3 separate regions of the Homo sapiens genome follow, and regions 2 and 3 are each linked to region 1. A link is an interaction called in ENCODE POLR2A ChIA-PET data of the cell type or tissue named here. Cell type or tissue: GM12878. All regions are shown on one strand. Links, peaks and the distances in the headings refer to the core of each region. The heading gives the core; the rest is flanking DNA.

The links. Peaks named below come from ENCODE experiments on the same cell type or tissue, not always from the same donor. Only the 100,000 strongest peaks of a DNase experiment are listed, where the experiment ranks them.
Region 2: POLR2A ChIA-PET joins it to region 1 with 8 read pairs; 3 of 35 experiments call an interaction of 5 or more read pairs at or near these places.
Region 3: POLR2A ChIA-PET joins it to region 1 with 9 read pairs; 4 of 35 experiments call an interaction of 5 or more read pairs at or near these places.

Annotation. Positions count from the first base shown.
Region 1 is chr3:119,596,078-119,606,855 of GRCh38, reverse strand. It overlaps PLA1A (phospholipase A1 member A), which reads right to left and starts at 8,971. Exons shown (of 11, transcript NM_015900.4): 1 at 8,870-8,971; 2 at 1-82. The coding sequence starts at 8,942. RefSeq lists enhancers at 5,455-5,954, 6,135-6,274, 8,103-8,292. In GM12878, for the core only: a CTCF peak has its summit at 5,930 (motif pointing left); a DNase peak (open chromatin) is centred at 5,975; H3K4me3 peaks cover 1,342 bases; H3K27ac peaks cover 3,948 bases.
Region 2 is chr3:119,540,915-119,544,914 of GRCh38, reverse strand. CD80 (CD80 molecule) reads left to right here. Exons shown (of 7, transcript NM_005191.4): 3 at 48-365. Among named protein-coding and RNA genes, the nearest start is that of CD80, 17 kb to the left of the region's middle. In GM12878, for the core only: no CTCF peak of the experiment used is centred there; no DNase peak of the experiment used is centred there; H3K4me3 peaks cover 766 bases; H3K27ac peaks cover 1,437 bases.
Region 3 is chr3:119,661,263-119,669,100 of GRCh38, reverse strand. It overlaps LOC105374063 (a long non-coding RNA gene), which reads right to left and starts at 2,831. Exons shown (of 2, transcript XR_924390.3): 1 at 2,663-2,831; 2 at 1-840. It also overlaps a transcript of COX17 not described here. RefSeq lists an enhancer at 6,208-6,257. In GM12878, for the core only: no CTCF peak of the experiment used is centred there; a DNase peak (open chromatin) is centred at 4,031; H3K27ac peaks cover 1,750 bases.

The DNA.
Region 1 (10,778 bases), core at 3,515-7,514:
TGGACTTTGAGATCGGTGCCTTCAAAAAGGTTGGCGCTCTGGAAGTCAGCGCACTTTGGCTGTGGGGTAGGAGGTGCATCCCCTGGAGGAAAACAAAACAAAACAAGCAACATCCAAGGTGAGGTCATCTGTTCTTAGAAGGAAGAAAGATGACCTTGGAAGGAAGCAAGAAACAGGGGCCTGCAGGCATGGGGTTTATTATACATCAGCTAGTGCAATAATCACTCATTTATTACAGCCTTCATCACTTCTGTAATGAAGCTGTGTGAATATTTTTCATGCCTAAGGACAAAATAGCAGAGAAGGAATATTGCTCAACTAGATGAGATTAAAGGCCATGGTGAAATGGCTGTTGTTCCGGGCTGAACTGAGTCTCATCCCCCAAAATTCATATGTTGAAATCTTAACCCCCAATACTTCAGAATGTGACTGTATTTGGAGATGGGGTCTTCACAAAGGTTAAAAAGAGGCCAACAGAGTGGGTCTAAATCAATATGACTATTATCTTTATATAAAGAGGAAATTTGGACACAGACAGAGGGAGGATGTTGTAAAGACATAGGGAGACAGTGGCCATCTACAAGCCAAGGACAGTGTCCTGGAACAGATCCTTTGCTCATTGCCCTGAAGGAACTAACACTGCCAACATCTTGATCTCAGACTTCCAGCCTCCAGAATTGTGAGGCAATACATTTCCATTGTTCTAGCCACCCAGTCCATGGCACTTCCTTATGGTATCCCTAGCAAACTAGTAGAGAATTCTAAATAGAACCCTGGGCAGCCAAATGAACAGTTGCCCTGCGGACTAGCCTCAGTCTAGTCTGAACACTCCCTCCTGGAAGGATTTTCAACTCTTTAGCCCCACCTAATCACTTCTTGTCCTTATGAGCAGTCAAGAGCCCTGCCATAGCCTTCCAGTGCCCAGCCCATAGCCTAGATAGATGACAGAGAAGAGCCTTGACAAGTCTCACCTACTTCACAGCACCTTGCAATAGATACCTTTACAATGGAAATTCTCTGGCAAAGGTAACTGCAGGCCTTTAAAAAACACTGAACAGAAAAGGCAACATGAAACTCCTGCTTCCCAGGGAGCTGAAAATCTGGCCCATTTTCAGCACCCAGCATCACACCCCGATCCCCACTTCTGTGATGCAGAGGTGTGGTCCCTGACTTCCATGCATCCCAAAGGGAGACTGGCAGGAGCAGCAGGGTACATGCTGACCCGCAGAACACAGTCCCACACAGCATTGCTGCCACCAGACAAAGTGATTCACAGAATCAGAGGTTCAGAGGAGACATCCAGATTGCAGACTTCGGTTTGTGTGAGCCCCTTTGTTGAGGAAGACAGTAACTTTAGATTTCTGGAGTGATTATCTTCTATCAGAGGTAACTGGGAGCTCATATACAACAGGAGTGTGGATCTGGGATGCTCTGGGATATGGTGCTATGAGTGAATTGTGGGAACCCCACCTGTGGAGAATACCTCAAGCCATGAGGCCTTCTGGAGCATCGCTGTGGTAGACTAGAGGTTTCCCCATCACTGCTTCTGAGCCCCAGACTTTGTCCTCAATCCCCTTGCAGAGGCAGACCAAGCAGGCAGGTTTGGAGGCTCCTGGGATGAAGCCCACTCTGAGAGTGCCGGCCCTAAGCTCTTCAGCCTGTGGCTTGAACTCCCACAGCACATGAGAGAGCTAATGCCTGACTCCATCATTTTATCAGCCTCCCCCAGCATTTGGCTCTTTAAAGAAAAGATGAAAAGACTGTGTTTCAGCATGAGATGCAAACCACATTAATGAGTCACTCTGCTCTATTGTTCATATAGGGCAGCCTGCATCCATCAGAGAGTTTGAGTCCTTTTAAATGAGCATAATATGTCACAAAGCAGGCCCAAATAATCACCAAAGAATCAATATCATCTAAATAAAATGTAATAAAACTAGAAATCAATAACAAAAATTATTTTAATATACATTTGGACATGTAAAAACACCCCCTCCATTTTTTTACAATAGGACAAGCCCATCCCATGTGCCTGTGGTATTTTTACCAGCCCATTACAAAGAGAAACTCCTTGGCACAATTCCTCATGGACACATATTGCTGAAGCTTGTTCAAGATTTTTAAAAATTTTTTATATTCAGGTAAAAGAATATAAATTATCATCTTTACCTTTTTTAAGTGTACAGTTCAGTGGTAATAAATACATGTATATTCTTTTCTCCCCTTCATTCCCAACTCCTTCCCCCTTCTCAGCCTCTGAGAGCCACAATCTACTACTCTCTATCATCATGAATCCACTTTTTTAGCTCCTACATATGTGTGAAAATGTGATATTTGTCTTCCTGTGCTTGGCTTATTTCACTTAACATAATGGCCTCCAGTTCCATCCATGTTGCTGCAAATGGCAGGATTTCCTTCTTTTTAAAGGCTGAATAGTATTCCTTTGTGTATGTATACCACATCTTCTTTTTTTTTATTCATTCATTAGTTGATGGGCTCTTAGGTTGGTTCTATATCTTGGCTATTGTGAACAGTGCTGAAATAAACGTGAGAGTGCAGATATCTCTTTGATATACTGACTTCCTTTCCTTTCTTTTGGATATATACCCAGTAGTGGAATTGCTGGATCATATGGAAGTTCTATCTTTAGTTTTCTGAGGAGCCTCCATCGTATTCTCCATAGTGGCTATACTAATTTACACTCCTACCAACAGAAAAACACCCTTTTAACCTTTTAAGGAATGTATGGGTTAAAGAATAATCACAATGAAAAGTACAGAATATTAAAAACTAAACGACAATAAAACCAGCACATATCAAAACTTGCAAAGAGTGGCTAAAACAGCACTTGGGTTGTTAAAATAATTCTTTGGGAAGCCATTAGACTGAGGAAGCTCTAGTGGTTGAGTTCCTACAGAAGCTCACCACACCCCAACTCATAGTGAAGAGCTGTGTCCTAGGAAACTGAGGCTTAAGCTTTACCACTCAGAAGCTTCCAACTAACCTCTGACTAGGGACCTTAAGGTACTGCTCCACTTTAATCAATCAAATATTTTCTTTGCCTTGCTTCATTCATAGGCACCTTATAAAATTTATTCTTCACATCCCTTTGGTGGAGCCCTGAGCCACTTGCAGTGTGAAGCAGCCCAAACCATAAATCACTGTTTGTTCAAATAAACTATTTAAAATTTTAATGTGCCTAAGTTTACCTTTTAATAGGGAAAAATGTGTAACTTACATGCAAATGTTGGTGGGGGAGGGGAGAAGGGAAAGACTTAGATTAGATAAGCTAATATTTTAACTCAGAAAAGAATACCACAGTAATTCCAAATAAAATATAGGGAAAGAAATATAAAGGTAATAGTTGAAATTGAAGAAATAGAAAATAAGGAAATATGAGCAACATTGGTAGCAACTTAGTCATTACAATTTCTCAGGCTTTGCAAAGTTGCCTGGGATATCTTTGACTCTTTCCTATCTCTCACATCCCACATACAATTGGTAAGTTCTGTTGGCTTGACCATCAGAATGAAATATTCAGAATCTAACCCTTCTCACCACCTTGGCCTAAGCCACCATCATCTCTCACAGCCACTGCCATAGCCTGCAACTGCATTTCTTGCCCTCTCTTTTGGCCCCTTCAGTCTATTTGCAACACAGCAGTCACGATTTTTTTTTTTAAGTCAGTCAAGTCATGTTACATCTCTGTGCAAAAGTCTCCAAGCCTTTTCTCTCAGATTGAAACCTGAAGTCCTAACAATGGACTGTAAGGCCCTAACTGAGCTAATCCACCCCACTCCAAGAGTCCTTTGCCTTATGCTACAATCACTCACTATTGCAGCCAGTAGTTCTCCTTGCCCTTCCTCACTCTAGATGGCTTCCTGCCTGAGGGTCTTTGCCCGGCTGTTCCTTCTGCCTGGAATGCATTTCCCTTATGTATCTACATGGCAGTTCCTTCCCCTCCTTCAAGTCTTTGCTTGTCAAGTGCTCTCTTGTCTACTCTCACATCCTATTTCAGTTGTAACCTGCTTGTGTTCCTCACTTCATTTCTCTCAATCATCCTTACCCTGGTCTATTTATTTGTTAGCAATCATCACCTTCTAATCTACTATGGAATTTGCCAAGTTATTATACTTATTTTCTATTAGTGGTCAGTCCACATTAGAATGTACTTTTGAACAAAGCAGGGATTTTTAAAATCCATTTTGTTCACTCTACTGCCTAAAATAGTACCTGTCACACACAAAGAGCCAGTACCCAAAACTGGCTCTTTGAAAAGAATAATGAGCTAGATGTACTTTTGATAAGACAGAGTAACAGAACAAAGGGAAGTTAAAAGTAAACAATATCAGGAATAAAAAAGGTATATAAATACAGACAGTAGATTTCCTTACACCATAAAAAAGTTTATATCCACCCCAAAACTGAAAATACTGATATTTTGCTAGAAAATGGATCATTTCCTAGAAAAACGTAACTTACCAAAACTTAGTCAAGAAAGGAAAAACAGAAAATCAAATGTAAAACTATAGCATAAAGGAATTGAAACACTAGTTTCAAAACTATCCCTCAGAAAAGTCTAAGAGGCCTGAGAGTTTCACAGAGGAATTCTATTGATCCCTAGCTTACACATGCTGTTCCAGGAATAGAAAATGGGAGACAGGATTCCAGTTCATTCTATGAGAATATCCGAAGTACCAAAAGTGCAAAGGACAGGGGAGAAGGAAAAACTAAAGGCTACTTTCATTTATAAACATAAACAGAAATCTAAGATAAAATATCAGCAAATCTAAATCCATCCAGGATAACAAGACCACAAAGTACATCATGGCCCAGCAAGGTTTGCTGGGCCAATTCTTTGCAAAGAATTAAAGGCTGTTTTAACATTAAAAAAAGTATTAATATAATTCACGTATGAACAAACTAAAGAAGAAAAACCATATGCTCATCTCAACGGATGAGCAGAAAAAAAGAACACTTGACAAAATTCAACCCTCTTTAACATAAGAAAGGATATCTCCTAAAAGCCTACAGTAAGGATTAGATTTACTGGGAAATATTAGAAGTATTCCATTTAGAACAGGGAACAGATAAGAAATGTCTGCTATCACTGCTTCTATTAAATATTGTGCTAGAGGACCTAGTCCTAACCACTGAAACAAGACAATGCAATGGGATAAAAGTTATAAAGTTTGAAAAGGGAGAGAAGAAAATTGCCAGTATTTGAAGCTGATAAATAGGGAAGCATATTCAGATACTGCCTCTACCTAGCCACCACTCCAACCAAAGAACAGTGACACATGAGTATCTGGCCAGGCTGACCAGAGATTTATAAACAATAGAAATGAGGGGTGCAGAATGAAATACTGGCTTGTCTGAGTCTGAAAATAGCCTATAGTTTTCTATTCTTGAGTCTTTGACACTGAAGAAGTGTTAGAGAAGGGTGAGTAAGGCCTGGTAACACCCATGTTTCCATAATGGAAAGTGACTCTCAGGCATATATGACAGAGCTCCCTTCACCCGCCTGGGCTGCTCATGGTTCCCATGGGTGGCCTCTGTGATCTGCAAATGCTGGAAATGTGCTACTCTGCACTCCCACCTGCACCTGTCTCAGGTGTGTTCTGTAGATCGGTATCCCCCATGGGCTTTTGTTTCGTAGAAGTGTTATTTTGCTAAAACAGTTTTGATTCTGTGGCCTGGACCAAGAAGGGAAGGGTGTTCTGGCAGTGACAGAGTTGGCACAAAACCACATCAGACACTTTGTTATCAAATGTGGAGATGACAGAGGAGCCATCGGTGCATGTGTCGGGAAGCAGGCACCCTCCTCCAGGCTCCTCGGGAAGACACTGCAGGAGGGGAGGAGGGCGGAGGCCCCCTCCCAATAGCTGACTTGAGGGTGGCTCTGCCACGCATGCAGGGTGCAGCACCACCTTCAGGCCCAGGCTGGCCTTACAGAGGCTGGTGTCACAGGCTGCTTCTGCCACCAGCTCAGCACTATGGGCCACTGAACTTCCTGCCACCCCCTTGAGCCCTGGGCTCCCCACAGACAGAGCTGTGCTATCAGATGACCTGTGGATTGAGGCATCAGCAGCCAGGAGTGTCTCTGAAATGGGCCACCCTCTGGAACCCTTCTTTGGCTGAATTGTTTCAGGATGAGTGTCATTTAATCAATCTGCCTAACGTCAGGAAGTAGAGATGAGGACTGCAGCCCGCTCAATTTCTTTCTTCTCAGTTACCAAGGCTTTTGGCTTATTGAATGTGTCCTGTGTGCCTGGGCCTGGGTGAGGCTCTGGGGATTCAAGGATGAAGAAGACGCCAGCCATAACTGCCCTTTGGGAGCTCAAAGTCTAGCGGAGAAAGGGAAAATAAGCAGGCCCCACAGCAAATAGGGATGTAAGATCTGTGACCAGGAAACATAGGTACTGAGAGAACACAAAGAAAGACCACCTACCCCAGATGGAGGAAGACTTGTGCATCCACCTGGAGGAGAGGACGCCTGAGCCAGCCTGGAAGCTCAAGGGCCAGGTTGATCAAGGAGCTCAACAATCTAAAGCTCCACAGTCCAAGGAAAAACTAGGTGTGACTGGGGTTGTCATGAAAGATTGTGTGGGTACACAGCCAGGAAAGTGAGTGGAGGCTGAACTTCCAAGAGGCCCATGTGGGTCAGCTACTGCCCTTGTGTGACAGCAGGCACCTGGATACCTCCTGAACCTCCTCCCTCCCGATCATTTGAGCTCTTCCTTTCCTTTACCTTGAGCTCTCTGCATCCGGCATCTTCTTTCTGTCCACCTACTTCATCTAGGCTGTCTGAAGTCAATTACATCCTTTTTCCTTTTCCCTTTGGCATATTTCTATCCCTCCCAGCCACACACACACACACACGCACACACACTTCTATCTCTGCCTATCCATCAACTCACTTAATTTCTGAGACAGCACTACTAAAAGTAAGAATAAGGAACATTAACTTAATAAATATTGTTGCTGTTGACAGTGAAACACTCAGTTAAGGTGGGAAAGGAAGAGAAGCGGATGGGAAATAGAGAATGCCTCACTGGGTAAGTGTGAAAAGAAAGACACCAGAGACAAACAAAGGCAAGAAGACCAGGCAAGGAAATACCCAGGCCCTGCTAACATGTTATTATAAGCCCACTTCCTGCCCAGAGCATCTAGAATGATTCCCACATATGTGGCTGGAACCTGATCAGCTTCTGCGCTGACCCTAACCCTGCTATCTGGTTCAGAATTTCTGAGCTTCTCTTATCTGTGTGACAGAGGCCCCAGGCTTACCGACAGATGAGCTTCCAAAAAGAGTTTGATGCCAATTTGCTATAGTCCTCCCACTCCTCAACCTTCAAATCAGGACAACTAGCAAATGCCTTCCAGCCCCTAAGGAGGCCTGGGGCTCCTGAGCAGGGACAAAGTGGGCCTGCCAAGCCCACTTCTCAGAACGGGACCCACAGCTCTCCTAGGTGATACCTCCCACCTTCTCTCCAAGGTGGCTCATGACAGCCCTGTTCCCTCCACTTCCATCAGCCTAGACAACAATTTGCTAATAATAAAATCACAAAGGAATAAGCAACTGCAAAAGTCAGGCCCTGTGCACAGATGATCCCATTCAGTCCTTACAGCATTCCTATCTGGTAAGGATCATCTCTAGCTACAGGTAAAGAAAGCCACTTCCTCAAGGTCACATAGCTACAAAGAAACAGAGCCAGGATTCCAGTCTGGGTTAGCCCGACCCAGACAGAGCCTATTCCCCATCAGCTCAGCCCATTGCCTCCTCTAAGCATCAATGTCTGCAATATTCACTGGACATCTGCTCTATACAGAGCACAGCACTAACTATGCTAAAAGAGACAGAAGCCTCAAATCCTCACCTTTTAGGGACAACTAATTGAGGTAGGAGAAAGCACATACAGAGCTCAACAGCACCTCTGAAAAACCACCCATGAGTGCAAGGAGAGCATGCAGTCACCCAGTGGAACTTTGTAGCAGGGAGGGGTGCTGAGCAGAAAAAGAATGAGTACAAGGGAGATAGGAATACAGAAGCCCCCTTGAAAGATGCAAAGAACAGAAATCAATCCAAAGGTGATGTGAGCAACCCCAGGCAGAAGCAATGACATATTCTAGAGCCAGGGAATGAGAATTAAATGTCCAGCGGAGAAGACAGAAAAGCAGCCTGCTATTGTGAGTAGAGGGAGGGGATTTTTCTAAGGGTGACCTCACCATAGTGAGAAGGAGTCTTCTGAGAACTTCTGAGAACCCAAAGTAGAGCAGGTTAATTTTCTGTTAGGCAAGAGGGATCAGTGGGTCAGTTCTTTACTGGGGGAAAGGTAAATGCAAATTGGCATCTGAGGGAAGTTTTCCCAGGGGCATCTGAGGTTAGCAGGGACTAGTTCCCATCACCCAGCCAGGATGACAAACCACTTGAGTTAGGTTGCTGGATTAGAAAGGACATCTAACAATCTCAGTGACAAAATCATTATTAGTTTGGAAAACCTAAATTTTAAAATTAAATATATCTTGGAATGGTGGATATTTATGGGGTGAAAAATGAATATCTTAGAATTAACCAAATTTTATTTTCTTACAGTTGGTCCTGGCTTGTGCAAGGTGAGAAAGGGTTTTTTTATGTGGGCTTTAGAAAAATGAGTCGGATAACCAGGGAAAGTTCAGGTTTTGTGACCTGTTTACCATCATTCCGATTATGATAAAAGGGGTTTTTTTCCCCTACTGTTTTAAATTCACCTCAGAAGAGGCAAAAGGCTTTTAGGGGATCTTCCAAAAGTTAGTACTGCATAAGTAGTTGGAGAAATATGATCACTGACTGAAATAAGTTCCTCCCAAGGCCTGAGCCCTGGCTTACCTGAACTTCCAACGCTGAGCCACAAAATGAGGCCCCCCACCCAGAAGCAGCTCTCCCAGGGACCTGGGGGCATCGCTGAGCTGGAAATCTCAGAGCTGGTATGGAGTAATTCCCTAAAGCCAAAGAGATCATATAACCCAGCCTCTCAGAAAACACCCACGTGGATTTCACTAATCATTAACTAGCCTCATGACCTGAAAAGGAAAAATAAATTCTTCTTTATTTATTTAAATGCCAGAGTTTTCGGTTTCTTCTTCTCAATGAAAATAAATACACTTTCTTTTTTGTTAACCAGAGTGCATTGAAACACACTGTCCCTCTTTGAGCCAAACATGATCAGGAAACTATTTCCTGCACCTCTCCCACTTCCCGTGATAGGATGTTAGTAATAACCAAGGCAGAAGTCCTGCATCTCTGGGTGGCCAGAAACCCCTCATTGTGTTGGAATTATCTGTGGACATGTGTGTCTCCCTAGAAGATTCTGAGTGACTTGAGAGCAAAGGCTTTCTCTTTTCATTTTTGAATACCCAGTGCCTAGCACAAGACTGAGATAATACTATATATTAAGTGTCCATTTAAAGGGAAGAAGGGAAGAAAAAGTTTCCTCTGGAGAGTACTATCATTTTGTAGAATCTTGGGGCTAGGAGTCAAGTCCAACTTTGGAGATGTTCAACTTCCTGAATTCACAAAGAAACTGCATATTAGAAAAAGAAAATGACCTGTAGAGATCCCGTTGGTGGAAGTGGCAGAGCCGGGCCTGGAACCAAGATGGTTCCAGCACCATATGGCCTCTCCACCCCAAAGAGTGGCAGAAACCACAAAGAGCTATTTCTAGGCAAGTCAATGGGGCAGAGGCAGAGGGCAGGGCACTTGCCCCCCACTCCCTAAATCATAACACATTGCTGTGAGGTAGACAGCCCACTGGCAGGGCCAGGATCATCTTTTCCAAACAATAACTCTCTGAGGTGAGTATTATCACAGAGAAGTTAAGTAATTTGTACAACAAATTACTTATTTGTATTATAATTGTATACAAATTACTTAACTGTGACAATTACACAGTTAGTAAGCACAGATAAGTACAAATTACTTCTCTGTGATAGAAGTAATTTGTATTAAATACAAACATTTGTGTTTTACACAGCTGGTAGGGCACAGAGAATTTAAGTCATTTGCCTGAGGTCATGCAGAGCTGGGATTTAAAGCGGGATGAGCCAGCCCCAGAATCCATGCTCTGAGCAACGATACTCTACAGCAACAACTCCTGAAGAGGCTCTGGGACCATGTCATCATGGCTGAACGCAGGATACAATTATTTTGGAGGGGCTAGCCCTTACATCCCCTTGTGCACATGATCTCACTGCTCAAGTGCTGCTGCAACCAGGAAGGGGTGTGGCAATAAGTAGTGCACAGCAGAGGTCACTACTGAAAGCTGTCTTGATATTAGAGACCAAGCCAAGTGTATGAGTTCAGGTCCTCGGAGAAGAAGATGCCAAGGTAAGACAAGATATGCAAGAGATTTATCGAGCTAACACCTGTAAAGAATAAGAGGTACTAGAGAAGCCAGGAAGCGCCTTTAGATGGTGGTGAACATCTGATACCTGTGAAAGAGAATGGGCAGGAAAGAGAGGATTACATAGGAAGAGTCTCAGGCTGCAGCACAGTTTCTAGAATATTCTGACCAGGCCAATGGGGACTCCTCAGGCCAAAGTCTTTTGTGACAGCAGATGTGTTTTGTAGAAATGAGCCTGCATTAGCAGCCACATCTTGCTTAGTCATTAGCTGAGGTCAGCCTCAGCACAAAGACAGAGGTAGATTCAGAAGACAGCAGCTGGAGCCATCAGTCAATCATTTTCCCTACAGCAGGAGAACTGAGGGCTGTTTTCCTAGCCACCCACACCGTGGCCAG
Region 2 (4,000 bases), core at 1-4,000, 58 kb after region 1:
TCTGTATTTAATAAATATACAATCTTGTTCTGTTTGCCTCTCCATAGGTGTTATCCACGTGACCAAGGAAGTGAAAGAAGTGGCAACGCTGTCCTGTGGTCACAATGTTTCTGTTGAAGAGCTGGCACAAACTCGCATCTACTGGCAAAAGGAGAAGAAAATGGTGCTGACTATGATGTCTGGGGACATGAATATATGGCCCGAGTACAAGAACCGGACCATCTTTGATATCACTAATAACCTCTCCATTGTGATCCTGGCTCTGCGCCCATCTGACGAGGGCACATACGAGTGTGTTGTTCTGAAGTATGAAAAAGACGCTTTCAAGCGGGAACACCTGGCTGAAGTGACGTTATCAGTCAAAGGTTGGTGGGATTTTCTGATTTTACTCTAGGCCGGCAGATTCTTAATGCCCTTAAAGACACATGGCTATTGATTTAGGTGAAAATTTTACCAAAGAGGGATGTATCTCACTTCATTTCTTGGAGTTAAGTCTCTAGTTGTACAATAAACTCTAACTGGTTTCTAAAGATGTCCTGGAAATATCTGTTAATGTGCATTTCTTGTTCTTTGACAATCCAAGTTCATGACAATCATCCTGGGGCACTATAATGACCTAAAGAGCCTCTCAATCACCAAGGGGCATCTTTGATTTGATGTAGCCTTGCTACTAACTGCACTTGACCCAGCAATATATGCCTGTGAAAGTATGCTGAAAAGGTAACGGGGCTGGGTATGGTGGCTTATGCCTGTAATCTCAGCACTTTGGGAGGCCAAGGCAGGCGGATCACTTGAGGTCATGAGTTCAAGACCAGCCTGGCCAACATAGCGAAACTCCGTCCCTACTAAAAATACAAAAACTAGCCAGATGTGGTGGCGCATTCCTGTAATCCCAGCTACTCTGGAGGCTGAGGCAGAGAATCGCTTGAACCTGGGAGGCGGAGGTTGCAATGAGCTGAGATTGCACCACTGCACTCCAGCCTGGGTGACATAGCAAGACTCCATCTCAAAAAAAAAAAAAAAAAAAGAACAATGGAGGCATAAATCTTTTTCAGGTAGTATGTGAACGTCTATTACTATGGCTATCTTACTATTATATTCTAATATTTTCAAAGTGATAATTTACTTATTGCATATTTGAAGCTCTAATCTAGCAGTCAGTCCTGAAAAATTAGATGTTAGAGAATTGGGCCAGGTGCGGTGGCTCAGCACTTTGGGAGGCCAAGGTGGGTGGATGGCTTGAGCTCAGGAGTTTGAGACCAGCCTGCCCAACATGGTGAAACCCCATCTCTACTAAAAATACAAAAATTAGCCAGGGACGTGTTGGCTACTCAGGAGGCTGAGGCAGGAGAATCACTTGAACCTGGGAGGCGGAGGTTGCAGTGAGCAGAGATGGTGCCACTGCACTCCAGCCTTGGTGACAGAGCAAAGACTGTTTCAAAAAAAAAAAAAGTAGACTACAGAGGAGGGTGAGCATTTCCCTACTGGTAGAGACTCTGTCTTAAAAAAAAAAAAAAGTTAGAGAATTGGATGCATAATTAATTCCTGCCACAAGGAAAAAAACTAATTTATGAATCAAAGCCCTGTTTATGTACCTACTGTGGAAGGCAAGCATTTCTGGTCTCGGAAAGAAAGGACCCTTGCTTTTGTAACCACCCAAGAGGTTTACCTCGCCTGCTGCGTAGATAGAGCCAATTCATCAAGACAGGGGAATTGCAATAGAGAGAGTAATTTACGCACAACTGGCTGTGCGGGAGACCGGAGTTTTATCATTACTCAAATCAGTCTCTCCAAGCATCTGGGGAGCAGAGTTTTTAAGGATAACTAGGTGGGTCGGGGGAAGCCAGTGAGCTGGGAGTGCTGATTGGTCAGGGATGATACCATAGGGAGTTGAAGCTGTCTTCTTGCACTGGGTTGGGGGGCCACAAGATCAGATGAGTCAGTTTATTGATCTGGGTGGTGCCAGCTGATCCATCAAGTGCAGGGGCTGCAAAATAGCTCAAGCACTGATCTTAGGAGCAGTTTAGGGAGGGTCAGAATCTCATAGCATCCAGCTTTATGACTCCTAAACCATAATTTCTAATCTTGTGGCTAATGTTAGTCCTACAAAGGCAATCTACTCCCCAGGCAAGAAGGAGGTCTGCTTTGGGAAAGGGCTGTTACCATCTTTGTTTAAACTATAAACTATAAACTAAGTTTCTACCAAAGTTAGTTCAGCCTACACCCAGGAGTGAACAAAGATAGCTTGGAGGTTAGAAGCAAGATGGAGTCAGTTAAGTTAGATCTCTTTCACTGTCTCAGTCATAATTTTGCAAAGGGGGTTTCACTTTAATTACAGTATAACAGAGGATACTGAAGGAGCCAGAGCCCTTTTTGAGAAATTATATCCCTGAGCCATTTTCTCACAGTTGAAATTTGAACATATTTCTTTTTCCCCTGGGACTTGAGCCTCTAGTGAAAACCAAACTTCTTACTTAATAAAACATAATGATTAACCTTGATAATAGATAACTTCAGCAGATCCGTAGTGAATTCCTTACTGTTCTTTGTTTTAATCATTAGCTATGAATCTTTACTTGTGACATCCAGATCACACCTAAAGTTGTGGGGAGTAAGCCAAAGTTACATGGAACTATCTTAAACTTCACTCAGTGTTTTCTCTGCTCTTGGATAGAATAAATTATTATATGGTGATGTGATTTGAGGGGTACTAAGAAGCCTACCTCTTCCACGATTTTCACCTGCATTGACTCCTGAAATTCTCATCATCATAGCCATTCCTGCTAGTTTCTCCATTTTCCTCCTAAAAGATCCCTGTTAAAATGAAAATGTGTTTCCTGGGGTGGGGGGTGGGGGGTGGCACCACAAATATATTAGCCTGTATTAGTTAATTACATTAGGTACGTAGTCCTCTAATGGACTACCGAGAGAGAAGTAGACTCAGGTCAGGTGAATTTGGATAGAAAGATAAAGAAGAAAATCCAAGAGTGAGAAAAGGAAACATTTCAAGGGGGGCAGGCCCTATTAGCAGATTACCGTAAGAGACCAAGGACAGCTAAGGGGACAATGTGAGATTTCTGGGGTACTCAGAACCGAGGGTGTGTGGGTGGACAAAATCCAGTAAAGGGAAGACAAAAAGGTCACTCGCTTAATTTTGCTGAGAAGCATTCTGAATTTTCCAATTGAGTCAAAGCAGTGTTTCTCAAATGCTTATAAGCCTATGAGTCATTTGAGGGTCTTGTTAAAAATGCAGATTTAAGTTCAGTAGGTCTGGGGTTTGGATCTGAGATTCTGCACCTCTAACAAGCTCTCAGGTGATGCCTGTGCTGCTGTGGAGGACCACAATTTGAGAAGCAAGGAATTAAGCTCTCATTTGGCTAGAGTGACCAGGTATCCTCTTTGCTCAGAACCAAAGGGTTTATTTGGGGCACAAGATTTTTGGTGCTAAAACTGGGAAAGTCTCAGGCAAATAGGACACGTTGGTTACCCTATATTTGTCTAAGATTGCAAAATGGTAATATAATATCAGCATAGCCATATGAAAACCTCCATTAACTGGCATGTTTGAGAACTAGCTACATTCGTTAACAGCTTAACTAGGTTAATGGATTTTTCCTCCTAAAACATGTGCACCTATTCCTTTCCTTGTAAGACATTCCTACCCTTTCCTATTAAGAGTGGTAAAAATTGGGTTAACTAATTAAAATGAGATACAAAGGTTACAGTCTTACAACGTCTTTGATTGTTCACAATCTCACAAGACCTCAGGAGTAGTTACCCTAAACAGATCACCTTAGAAAAAAGGTGGGAGATGGAGTTTAGGCTGTTCTAAGCCAAGAAAGATTTTGAAACTTTTTTTTTTTTTGAGATGGAGTCTCTTACTCTGTCACCCAGGCTAGAGTGCAGTGGCGTGATCTCGGGTCTCTGCAGCCTCTGCCTCCTGGGTTCAAGCGATTCTCCTGTCTCAGCCTCCAAACTAGCTGGGACTACAGGCATGTGC
Region 3 (7,838 bases), core at 1,704-5,703, 64 kb before region 1:
AATCTGTACATGGGTAGTTACATTTTAAAATAGACTAGGATCTTAAGTTTCGTGCCTACAGGGTAGACAGTTGTCTCTTATTAATTAGAAACTAATTAGAAATTAGAATTAATTAGAAATTAATTAGGCTAGAGACTGAATTGGTATTAAATGTCACTAATCAAACAGCTCAGTGCTATGCCATGGTGATGCCTGGAGTTGAACAGAGTGTGATTTCCTTAGTATAGCAACCTTGTCATCCTCGTAGCTGCTGATGGGCTAATGAAGTATGATCATATTCTGCTTGTAAGTACATTGAGTCTAAAATCTCAAGAACAAAAGATACTGAGAACATAATTAAGAGGATGTATAATGTTCATGTATCATTGTGTGATGGGAAAAGTCCCTCCTTTATAAAATAAGGAGCTGAATCAGATGATTCCTTAAGATTCTTTCCTAATTCATTAAGAGCATGGCTTTGATGTATGACAGACTTAGGTTCAATAGCTGGCTATGTGACCTCAAGCAAGGCATAGCTTCTTTGGGTCTGTTTTTCTCAGCTGAAAAAAAAAAAAAGGTATAGAAGTAATACCTAACTTACGAGATTGTCAGTACTAATTAAAAATGATGTATACACAGTATTTAGCACTGTTATTAGCATTCTCTATTATTTTATTGTTTATATTTTTACTTGAATATTCATTTGGATATAATACTTTTAGTAAGCACTTCATGATTTACAGAGATAATCTAGGTGAAGAATAGAATCTTGGACAATTAAGACAGGTATGAACCAACTTCCCACCCAATACAGATCTTTGGCAGGTGGTTATCCAAACTCTGCTTGAATATGTCCTGGAACTGCAAAAAAGAAAACAAAAAAATCGATAACCTTATCACCCATTGTTAATTTCTGATATATACTAGTCTAGACTTTTCCTATGCCTTTATACATTTTTTAAAACAAAATAAAATTTTTTTTCTATGCTACATATTTTTAATGAGGTTATAACATTATCATGTTTTGCCCCTAAGGTATTTTACCATCAGTGAGTATAGGTCTGTGGTGTCATTTGTATTGACTATGTATAAATTCATCTGTGACTTAACCATAATTTAACCAATACCCTATTTTTTCTTTTTGCGCATTTGGACATTCATTCATTAAACAAATACTTCATATAGAGTGCCTTCTGTATGTCAGATGCCGTTCTAGGAATTGGGTCTCAGTCTGGAACAGGATATATGTCAGATAACCTAAATTCCGAATTTTTGTTTGTTTTATTTTGTTGGTTGGTTTAATGGAAACATAATAAGGAAGAAATCTGAAATCCCATCAGTCTACAATAGGACCTCTCTTCGATGACATTCTCACCTCTGTCTCTCTCTCTCTGTGTGTGTGTGTGTGTGTGTGTGTGTGTGTGTGTGTGTGTACACCTTTTACTTTCTTTTTTTTTTTTTGGCTACTCTGATAACACTGCAATAGAAGTCTCCTTATGGAAAGTCTTTACAAGTGTCCTTTACTAATCACTTCAGCTAAGGATGGGCCAGAGGCCATGCGTGTTTTCAAGGCTTTGAGTGAGGACTGCCCCCAAGTGATCTCTAGAAAAAATATATCCATTTACACCTTAGTGTCTGAGAGCACTGATTAATCTCTGAGCAACACAATTTTTTTAAACTTTTGCCAGTTTGGTATGCTTGCCTGATTTGTAAGGGAACTGAAAGCACCCTTTTTGGCCTCTGCAACACTTAAAAGTACATCTCACAAGACCCTCTGCCCACCCTTTCCTAGTGCTTAAGTCTTCCCAAAGATGAGGTACAGCATTTCGGTAATAATGAAAAGAGATATCACCACAGTCACTTGAAAAGTGAAGAACTTGGCCTCCTAGTGGGTAACAACCACATTCTAATGCACCTCTTTGCTAAGCCCTTGCTCTTCACAATAATGACAACTCAATACGGATATATTCACACTATTCTCTCTAGTCCCCCGTTTGTCTAACCTTGAAATGTTTGACTTGAAGGTTGATGAAAACAGGATCATATCCTTAAGTAAGGCCTATCTTGGGAATACTATGTCTTTCATAGGTCTAATATGACCTATGATGTGATGGAAAAACCATGGTCCTTATTTTACAGGTGAGTATAGGTGCTTGGAGAGGATAAGGAAATCACCCTGATCCAATAGCTGGTAACCTGCGAGGTAAGTTGAAGCCCGGTGTTCTTTGGTGTACTAGTTATCCAGTATAAACATCATGTATTTGTAGTTATAAATTCACTTAATGCATACTTAGTGAAGGTCTATTATTTGCAGGGAACAGCCCTAGTGTTGATAATTCATGTGTGAATCAGACACGTTTTTCAAGATGAGAGGCTATTTGATTCATCACTTACTGAGGACATACTATATGCCAACTATACAGAGTAGTAAAGAGTAGTAAGACATAGACTCTACCCTCAAAGAGCTTATAGTCTAGTGGATATATGTATATAAACCGTAGAAATATAAAGTTGAATGCTCAGTGGTATGGTGGATATTCCAAGATGCTTTCCTAAACAGTGCATGTGTGATTATGCCCAGCGTTTATTTCTTTAGGTATTAAAAACTGCTAGATATTCCATCTATGTCAATTATGGTGCTTTTGATAGCAAGTAATAGAAAATCCTCATAAGGAAAACTCACATAGCTGGAAGTCCAGTTAGAGTCAGCTCTAGATGTGATGATATCATAGGGTCACTGATTTCATCCAAGACTCAAGTTATTTTCATCTCAGCTTTCTCGTCCAGGACTGATGAAGCCCGTCATGTGCTTGCTTGTTAAAGTCCAGCGGAAGAGAGAGAAACCATTCCCTGGGCATGGACTCTTAGTCCCCTTTTTAAAGGTCTGATTGAGCCAAATTAGGTTATATGTATTTTTATGGACCAGTAATAGTTATCAACAGAATACCTTATGCTGATTGGCTTACACAAGATCCGCCCCCTTCATCCCACCCCTGCTTAGATCCATGTGCAGGTTTGATATCTGGACAAAACAAATTCCGTCACAATTGAGGAAGAGGTAAATGGATATTGAATAGACAACCAGATTTCCACTACACCATCTTGTTCACCTAACAGGTCACCCTGAACAGTCAAATTGAGTTTATGGAGGAATTCCTCTCATAGTTTGCTCAAACTTTAGAAAGAAAATTATTGGTAGAGCAAAATAATTCTGATGTTCAGTTTTTATAGAATGTGACAATTAGCAGATGTTCAGAGAACTGTTCCCTGAAGAGTTGTCCTTAGTGAGATCTGAATTAGGATGCTTTCAACTGGAAGCAGTAGAATACCCAACTACACTGACACAAGCAATACAGAAAAGTAATTTACCTCCCTGTTAGGAAGTTTGGAAATTAAAAGCTCCTGGTTTGAGATAGTGGCTCAGTGGTGCTTTCAAGAACTTAGTCTTGGCTGGGTGTGGTGGCTCATGCCTGTAATCCCAGCACTTTGGGAGACTGAGGCCAGAGGATTGCTTGAATCCTGGAGTTCAAGACTGGCCTGGGCAACATAGTGAGAACCTGTCTCTACAGAAAATAAAAACATTAGCTCGGCATGGTGGTACATGCCTGTAGTTCAGTTACTTGGGAGGCTGGGGTGAGAAGATCGCTTGAACCCAGAGGACTGAGGCTGCAGTGAGCCGTGATTGTGCCGCTGCATTCCAGCCTGGCTGACAGAGCAAGGCCCTGTCTTAAAAAAGCAAGCAAACAAAAAAACCTAGGCTTGTTCTATTTTTCTGCTCTTTACCCTTCTCATCCTTAGGCATATCCTATCTCATGACTATGGTAACTTCAAGCATTACATCGTCACGCAACTATTCAAGCCTGGATGAAAGGTAGGCCTGCTATCTACCAGGGAGTATACTTTTTCCCAGAAGCTCCCCCACGTACTTCCTCTTACATCTCATTGCTCACAGGTCTACTTTTGTGCCAGTCGCTATCAAGGGGAATGAGATATTGTGCTTGGCTTCAACCAATCTTAGTTCAGGCTCTGGCAACTTGGGGAAAAGCCCACCTTCCTTAACATATTACCCAAGCAAAATTAGATTTGCATAAACTGAAGAAAAAGGGGAAATGGCTATGGAAGACAACCAATAGTGTCTGCTTAAGTTCAACTTGACACTATGTGTCCAGAGCATAAAATTATGCCTCTGTTCTATTTTAGTATCTATACTAGGAAAGTGTTAACCCCAAGCTCAGTGTTTCTCAAACTGTATGTGGTGAAGAACCAGCTTTTTTCCCCTCAATTCATCACAGACCCAACACTAGGAAAATGAAATAAACCCATATAGATTTAAAAATATGCTATACAAACCCAGAATTTTTGTTAGTTCAAAGGCCATAGTTTCTCTGTGAAATTGCTATAAAAAATGTCTAAAGTCACAATTTCTGTCCTTACCCCAGCATGAACCAGCATGGACAAGTAACAAACAGTTTGAAGACCAGGCTGAGTTCATGACCACACTTGTTGACTCTGGTGACTTCATAAGATGGCCCCCGCCTGCCTCGCCTGCCTCTTGTCTGCTGCTCCTTTTGATTCACCTACAACAAGCTGTTCTCTGTTACCAGAATATGCCACGTATTTTGTTTTACTTCTGGGACTGACTTTACAATCTGTTCTTTCTTCCTGGAATGCCCTCCTCTAGCTGGGGAAAACCTACTCATCTTTTTAGACCAGATTAAAAGTCACCTTCCCTGTGATGTTTTCTCGTGGAAAAAAATATTTTTTTAAGAGACAGTGGTCTCACTATGTTGCCTAGGCTGGTCTCAAACTCCTGGGCACAAGTGATCCTCCCATCTCAGCCTCCCAGAATACTAGGATTATAGACATAAGCCATCACGCCCCCAACCTCATGAATTTTAGTTAGGTTATAGCAGTATAGTAAAAGTCCCTATGGATTGAATTATTTGCTCCCTCATAAGTGTTTTTTCTTTGAATCCTAAGTACACTTATTTTATTGGATTACAGTTTCTGAGTCAGTATCCGGGATAGACTGAAAGTTTCTTGAAGTGATAATTGTCTTATTCATCTTTATATCCCCTGTTCTTGGAACACATAGTCTGTCCTGAATAAATGCCTATTGAATTGAATCAGCTCAACAAATGAGAAAACTTATGTTTCTTTCCTTTTTTCTTTCCCAGTTGTTTTTTATTGTGTTCTGCCTTCATGTTTGTGTATTTCCTTATAAGAACATACCATTTTGACAGACAATACATTTTTTCTTTCCTTTTCTATCAAATCTGGACTTACACAAGACACAACTTTTCATTGTTGTGTTCTGATCACAGGTCCTATCCTGTGGGCATCAATGTCACTATTACTGCAGGCCACTATTACTGCAGTGTAATGTCACTATTACATGCACCCATGATTCTCTGACACGTATGCCACCCTGGCAATGTACTCAAATTTCCAGCAGCAATAGATGAGCTTGTATATGCACACATGTAAACTCCCAAAAGTACCTGGTAGGATGTTATTAATATACTGTAGAGAATATACAATTCAGAGACACACTGACCTAGGCTTTAATCCTTATTCACATACTGACTAGCTTTGTGACCTTGGGCAAGTTCCTTAGCCTCTCTGAGCCTGCTGCTTCTATTAAAACAAAAAATAGGTATAGTAAGATAACATAAAACAATAGCTGCTTGATAAATGTTAGTCCCCTCTGCTGAGATAGCACATATGTGGATTGACAGGAAAGCAGGCTGAGTGCAGTCTGGACAGCAGGACAAGTGAACCATAGAGTTAATGGGTCTGCCTGTCTCTTTAATGGGTCAGGGCCAACCTATTTGGCAGGTCTCCTAAGAAAGATGAGCTGCTTTGAAATTGTATCTTGGGCAGAGCTTTGGTTGCTTCTTCATTTCTATGCTTCTGACTTCCCTGCTTACAGCTGGCAGGGACAGCTACTCTGGAAGCTCAGGGGCTGCATGTCTGTGATAGAAGGATGAGCAGCTGCTGCTTGTTAAAGTAGGGGGGTTGTTTGGGAGGCAGGCAAGTGATGTAAAAACAGTATATGGAAATCCCCAAACCCCACTGTTAAAATGATGTCAGGGGTCCAAATCATGTCCATGGAGTGACCTCAGTGACATTTCTTCTCCAAATACTCTAGCTCTTTACTGATTTTTTTCCTCTTAACTTAGAAAGGAGGAAATAAGGTATATATTTGTTGGTCAGATGATTTTAATGAGGTTAAGAAAAAACTGGCTTCCTTCAACATGCCATGCATTTTCATGCCTCTGTGCCCGTGCTTCTGCTGTTCTCACCACTAGAAATGCTGTTCTCCCCACTAGAAATGCTATTCTCCCTCTACCTGCCTGGTGAATTCAACCCCTAAACCTCAAATTAGAGGCCAGCCCTTCTTTGCATCTTCCCTCCCTGATGCCACCCTTCCTTCTAGGCTGCCACCATCCTTCAAAGTTAACTTGGTTGTTGTGCTTCACATACTGAACTGCCTTTGTTTTTTGAGGTCTCTTTACCCTAACAGGGTGAAAGTTTCTCTTGAGGATCTTTGATGCCCAAGGGCTTAGCTCATAAAAGGCACTCAATAAATATTTGTTGAGTGAAAACATCTCCTTCTCACCATATTTGACAATTTTGAATTTCTCATAAATTTTCATCAAGTTATAGCAGTATAGTAAAAGTCCTTATGAATTGAGTCCTTGATTAGTTCTGGGAGGTTACTGAGCACCCCGCCTGTACTTCAGGGGCGATAGGAGTAATGGGAGTAAGTGCTAACCCAGCAGCAGGGAGGAAGAATCAAGGAGTCATTTGGAATCCAGAGAGTCACATTTCTTTTTCTTTCTTTCTTTCTTTCTTTCTTTCTTTCTTTCTTTCTTTCTTTCTTTCTTTCTTTCTTTCTTTCTTTCTTTCCTTCCTTCCTTCCTTCCTTCCTTCCTTCTTTCCTTCTTTCTTCTCCTTCCTTTTTTTTTTTTTTTTGACAGAATCTTGCTCTGTCACCCAGGCTAGAATGCAGTGGCACAATTTTGGCTCACCACAGCCTCTGACTCCCAGGTTCAAGAGATTCTTGTGCCTCAGCCTCCCCAGTAGCTGAGACTACAGGTGCCCGCCACCACGCCCAGCTAATTTTTATACTTTTAGTAGAGACAGGGTTTCCACCATGTTGGCCAGGCTGGTCTCGAACTCCAGCCTCACTCAGGTGATCCACCCGCCTCAGCCTCCCAAAGTGCTGCGATTATAGGCGTAAGCCACTGTGCCCAACTAACATTTCTTAGCCTAATGTTTGCATACTCCAGCTTTATCTCTTGGCAGCCCAAAGTAGATTCCTAGGTTCAACCAGAAGTTCCTTGAAAATTGTCAGACTTCATAGAAGTGTGGAGTTGGGAGTCATGGATCTAGTACTGTACTTCCACTTACTGGCAAACCCCTTGGGACAGAGTATTAAGTTTGACAGACTTGGGTTCAAATCCTGGCTCTGCCACTTAGACCATCTGTGGGAGCTTGTTACCTCTCTGAGCCTCAGTTTCTTCCAGATCTAGAAGGAGAATAATATTTATTTTGAAGGATTGTTGTCACAACTAACTTATAAGTGTATAAAATGCCTAATCTAGGTTTGGCACTTCATGGGTGTTTAATAGGTGGGAATTATAATTTGGAAGCACCGGAGTGGGTGGGATGATGATCTGGGCAATGTATTATTATTTGTTTACTATTACCAGATCCAGATATATGCAGGGGAAAGCCAGCTTAGAATTCAAAAAGCCACTTTACATAGCTACTTTTGTTAAATGGATGTCAAATAAATACATAATGATATTTGCAGTGTGACTTAATAAAGGCCTTCAGGGGGTTTTCCAGCT